Regions from separate parts of the Mus musculus genome. Here region 1 is linked to region 2. A link is a contact called in ENCODE Hi-C or POLR2A ChIA-PET data. All regions are on one chromosome and are shown on one strand. Each heading gives the region's core, a stretch centred on a gene start or an enhancer-like site at or near the end of the contact. The rest is flanking DNA. Distances are from core to core; before and after follow the strand shown. Region 1 holds the start of Eif3a (eukaryotic translation initiation factor 3, subunit A). Region 2 holds the start of B230217O12Rik (RIKEN cDNA B230217O12 gene).

Region 1 (2,761 bases), core at 142-2,641, 3.4 Mb after region 2:
AAATATTAATGTATGTAACCAACACATCTTCATTCCTGAAAATTATCAGCAGTATTCTTTTATTATAAGTTTTGAGTCAAATGGCCTTTTCACAAAATGTAACTTCCACTTCTAACAAGCTTGCCAAACAAAAACCTGCAACATACATGGTTTATTTTTCCAGTTTGGACTGGAAGGGTTGAAAAGGGCACAAATACTGAATTATCAGGTTTTATTTTAAAAAATAAAAAGCAATTTTTAAAGGTCAGATCAGATATGCGCACACGAGTTTTCCACGACACAATGTCAGAGATCCGGGCAAGTCTTTCCTGCAAGCACTAGGCTTAATTAAGCACACGTATGGAAATAGAAATAGCACTCAGTGGCTCTGCGGTGGAGGAAAAACAAAAAAACAAAAAACAAAAAGCTGATCTGGATATCAAGAGACCTTGGTCTTAGTTTTCTGACACTCCCAAGTGACCTTGGGGAAATCACTCTTTCTAGGGCTTGTCTGGGTAGATCATTTTTAAATCCCTAAAGAATACTAACTTTACTGGATTCGAAATACTTTCGAAATGACCCTCATCATTTCGGGGGGTGGGGGGGAGGACACCACAGGAAACAAGTTAATGGAGCAGAGGCCTGAAGTGCAAACTAGTAGTGAGGGAAGTAGACCCTGACCCAGAAGGCCTCCGCGTGGGATCAGGAACCAGACGTGCCCGAGAGGTGGAGTGAAGGTAGACTAGCCGGCTCCCGACCCCGGCGGGAGGTGGAGCGGAGGTTCTCGCGTGCATTGTCCCCGGGAGGGAGCCATGTTTCCTCCTCCCGGCACTCCCAGATGGCGGCAGGGAGCGCGGGGCTTCCCAAGCAGCCCGCGGGTTTGAAAAGCCAGCAGAAGGCCGATCGTAGCGAAGAATCGCAAGACCCGAGAGTCCTGACCCGCTGGGCCGTGGCCCTGCGACGCAAGCCTCGGGCGGCAGCCACTCAACACACACCAGAGCGACGGTTCCTGATCCGCGCCTTCCGCCGCGGCCCGCTTGAGTAGGGAGGCCGTGCGCAGACGCGGCCCGGTGGCGGCGGCCGTGACCACTGGCCTCCACAGCCCGGGCTGCGGGCAGCAGGCGGAGGCCCTCGAAACTCCCAGGCCTCGGGCCGGCCCTGCGCGGCGCGACCCGCTGCCTTACTCACCGTTGGCGCGCTTGAGGGCATTTTCCGGCCTCTGGAAATAGGCCGGCATCTTGACGGTACGCTCAGTTCACCCGGCGTCAGCGAACTCCCTAGTGGCCTGGACCGGGAGAGAAGGCGGAGGGGAACTAGCGCGAGCTTCCACGCGCCTCGCCAGCAGATGCCCGCGCCCAGCCGGCCAGAGACGGAAAGGAAGGAACCACGTGATTCCCTCGCGGCGGCAGCGCCGCCGCCCGAGCCCCGGATGTAGGAGGCAGGCCTTTGCGCATGTTCCGCCTTTCTCCGCGCGCAGGCGCGCTGGCGTCTCGAGCGCGGGCTGACGTGGCGCTGGGTGCCGAGCAGCGCGAGCTGTGGTGTTCTTTGGTTGCGGGAGGGAACCTTCGGGACCGTTTTCTCCGACCACCTCTGCCCCCCGCGGACACAGAGTGGGAAAGGGAAATTTGCGGTCTGATCTGCGACGAGAAAAGGCAGTGTCTACACAGTCATAGCCAAAATGACGTGCGCGGAAGCAGGCCGCGTTAGGGTCGCATCGCCTCTGCCGGGACCTCTCCTGGAAAGGTTGAAAATACTGAACGGAAGTGCTGACCCCGTATCGCTGGCCAGTGGTGTTCATCCCTGAAAAATAGGTCACCAGTCACTTGATTGACAAGGAAGGGGAGGGAACAAACGAATAATAAACAGAGTTATTTGGTATCCTCCTAGGGTTAGTGTCCCAAGGATTCCCGAAAGAAGGGGAGTAGAAGACCCAGGAACCTGGCTTGTATATTTGAAAATACGCGAGTGTCATCGATTTTTACATACAGCTCACGTCACAAACAAATATAAGAAATGTGTTGGTGAAGAAATGGCTTATTGCAAGCCATGTCTTTTATTGCTACCTAACAAATGTAGTGTTCACAGATTAATTACTATGCTTAGAGCTTGAAAGCCATTTAAACCGCGTCGAATTATTAGGCTCTTGGTAGGAAATTAACTTGAGTTCAGGGCTGTGGCTGTACAGTGGCTGAGCGCTCCTCTAGCACACACAGGGGCCTCCATAATCCCTGGCACCACACAAAGGTTCAGAGAAAATTCAGGAAGAAAAGAATAAATTATTGTAAGTTTATTACATATTTTACAATAGTATGGGACATGTGAGTTAATGAGATACTGTGTCAATGAATGAGGAAACCTTAAAAAATAAATAAAACCTGAGCGTGGTGAGAATCTACGCCTTTGGCCTTTGATCCCAGCACTCAGGAGGCAGAGTCAGGCAGATCCCTGTTAGTTCCAGGCCAGCCTGGTCTATACAGGGAGTTCTATAGACCAAAGCTACACAGAGGAAAACCTTTCTCGAAAAACAAATTAATGAGAAATATTTTAAAGCTATTTAAAGGTCTGAAGAGATACTAATCTTGCAGAGCACTCTAGTTCAGCCACATCAGACTGCTCATAACCACCTATAACTCTAGTTTTGGAGTATCTATCATCTCTGGCTTACCCAACACTTGCATTCACATGAACATACCCACTCAAAGATACAGGGCACACTAAAAACAATAAAAAATATGTTAAAGTTCATTTCAAGAGTTCTTCCTCCAGAATGCTTAGACCATGC
Region 2 (2,700 bases), core at 53-2,552:
ATTGATATTAACCCATAGCCAAACATATATTTTATTGTGCTTATAATAAGTATGCAAAGTTAAATATCCATCACACACAACTTGTAGCCCGCCTAAACATCACTCCCTACACAAGTTGTGGCTGCAGGACATTGTGAAAATACAAACTGCCATGTAATTAGCCAGGAAAATTATTATGGTTGATAAACTGACCAAACCTCATAAGTAGTATGAATAATAACAACAAACATTGTGTGCTCTAGGATGGAGCAGGAACAAGGACCTTGAACGTGGCAAGGAACACAGCTCAATGTCCAACAAATAACAGAGGATGTTGCCAGCGTTTTAGTTTACAGAAAGCAAGGCTATGCTTACCTGCTTTTGAGCATAGCAGAAGCAAACAACCAAAGCATGAGAAAGACTCGAGTCTCCCCTTACCTTCTCTCTTGGTTTCCTCTCCTCTTGTGTTGTTACTAATGTTATAACAAGGAGGAGAGCCTGTGATCCCCGGCTTTCTTCACTGCTACATTGGTAACCTCACGGCCCAGAATGGCAGAGCTGGATCCAAACAGGCTTCTCAACCCTGCTCAGAGTTGCGGCGCCCTCTTCTGCCCTCTGCTCAACGAATTATACTATCAATAGGTATTTTTCATCCATGTTAATGAGAAATCTACTTCACCCTAATGCAGAACTCCCCGATCCTTTTCGTGAAATGCTAATACCAGCTTGAAACAAAGTTCTTCAGATTTTCAGAAGTTGCATCAACCATCTTAAAATGGTCAGTGTTTCCTCTACGCCTTGTTTAATACACATTTGCATAGTGTTTTAGGAAGCCTCCAGCCCAGGGCTCATTAACTTGAGGCTTCACTCATCGGTGTTAGGCATCCTGAATATTATTTCCTTTTCCAGAAACACACTGAAACCTTGTAGGCCACCATCCTGCGTTATTTAACCGAACCCTCATCCCACGTGTCCATTTGGCATTTCCGGGTTTTGATAAGGATAAGCTATTTTAGTCTAGCGGGATCTTCCCACCTGCATTGGATGCGGTCGAATCCCTAGCACGTGGACCCGCTGTCCGTTTTTTGCGTTCGGGATGCTGGTATTTTCCCAGCGGCCTTCCAGTCTTGCCCTACGTATGGTACGCAAGCGCAGCGTCAACACGTCGCTGCCAAATCCTCACACTGCTCTCTGGTCACCGAGAGACGAGTGCCAGCACCGCCGGGTGCGCCACGCCAGGCCCGCCCTCCCTCCTGGCCTCAGCCTTTCAGCGCCCCGCCGACCCCGCCCGCCCTGCTCTCCCCATCGGCCCCGCCCTCAAGTCGGCCCCGCCCTCCCTGCTGGCCCCGCCCTCCCCGCCCTGGCCTCTGCGCGCCCCGCCCCGCGTCCAGCGACGCCGGCAGCGGAGACCTGGGCTTCCCCGGGCCGCATCAGCGTCCCCTGCAGGCCGCGGCGGGCACGGCAGCCGGAAGAGCCCGAGCTCCTGCCACCGTGTCCGCGTCGCCGCCGCTGAGCTCCGCGGTGCCCCGATTGCAGCCGAACGACCTCGGAGCCGCCCGCCGCGGCCCCGCGTCCTCCGATCAGAGCCGCCGCGCCTCCCGCCCGGCCTCCGCCCTCCGCTCCCCGCCCGGGCCCGCCCGCACCGGCCTTCACTCTGGAGCGGCCCGGGCAGCCGCAGCAGGGGCGGCGGCGGCGCATCGAGGAGCTCTCCAGGTCGTCCCGGGAGAAGCTGCTGCAGTCCCGGGACAGGATGTTCTCCAAGCTTACGTCCATCCTGCAGCATGCCGTGGAGGCGGTGAGTCCGATTGGGGTGCGGGGGGCTGCGAGGCGCGGGGAGGGAGGCTGCGGCGAGGCCTGGGCACCCCCGGGGCCTCTGCTCTCCAGCCGGGGACCGGGCGGCTCCCGAGGCCTCCTGGCCGTTAACCTCCGGGGCTACGTGGCCAGCGCCGCGCAAGACAAAAGAACGGCGGTGCTGGTGGGCAGGGCTTGCTTTTGCTTTGGTACGGGTGAGAGAGGAGCGGCGGGGACCCTGGGGCCCGGTCCACACCGGTACCGGCTCTGCCAGCTCGGGCCCAGCGGCCCACCTCGGCCGGACCTCGGTGATCGATCTGCGGGAGTTTGCGGGTCCGCGATCGCCCAGCTCACACCATCTGTTTCCCTTTTCTTGTCTGTAATGCGCTTCCTGGAGGCTCTTGGCGCAGCCTGCAACCGCTGTACTGTGAGCCTGGTCCTAAACAGCACCGGGGGGACAGAACTCAAACCGCCAAACGTACAGCACCCAAAAACCTAGGAAGAGAATGCTTTTCTTGTCGGTGCTAAACGCGACCCTTTGCTTTATTTTACTAGCTAATTTTGGACTGAGTATCATCCTATGTGAAGAAAGTTACTGTGTTTTTTTTTTTTTAATGGCATTTTCTTTGCATATTGAGAATGGCCTAATAGTAGCACTTTCAAATTCACATGACTTTCTAAAGAAAAGTAAAAAGATGACAAAATACCACGGTGGTTTTTAGGGTCAGCTAAGAAAATTAGAGTTGTGAGTTTCAGATATGGAGACAAAATTTTAACACAATTGCTTTTTACATACTTCGTGGAATTTGGGTTTCGCTTGGTGGCACATCAAACAAGAAAGAAATGGGGTTGCCTGAGGAGCAGTGTTGACACATGGGGTAGAGAACTGCACTCTAAGATGCCAATTCTACTTTTCTTGCTTAATATGGA

Evidence for each region. A loop is a pair of places that touch in the nucleus more often than their neighbours do. ChIA-PET counts read pairs that join two places held with the same protein, here RNA polymerase II (POLR2A).
Region 1: a map of regulatory T cell shows a loop between it and region 2 (9-fold over the local background). The contact joins the promoter of Eif3a here to the promoter of B230217O12Rik in region 2. A Hi-C loop is called at or near these places in 1 of 37 maps with a recorded cell type or tissue (regulatory T cell). POLR2A ChIA-PET finds 5 or more read pairs at or near these places in 1 of 5 experiments (embryonic stem cell).

The regions. Positions count from the first base shown.
Region 1 is chr19:60,789,302-60,792,062 of GRCm38, forward strand. Eif3a (eukaryotic translation initiation factor 3, subunit A) reads right to left here and starts at 1,392. Exons shown (of 22, transcript NM_010123.3): 1 at 1,168-1,392. The coding sequence starts at 1,216.
Region 2 is chr19:57,359,597-57,362,296 of GRCm38, forward strand. It overlaps B230217O12Rik (RIKEN cDNA B230217O12 gene), which reads right to left and starts at 1,303. Exons shown (of 3, transcript NR_040316.1): 1 at 418-1,303. It overlaps Fam160b1 (family with sequence similarity 160, member B1), which reads left to right and starts at 1,413. Exons shown (of 17, transcript NM_145505.4): 1 at 1,413-1,774. The coding sequence starts at 1,730.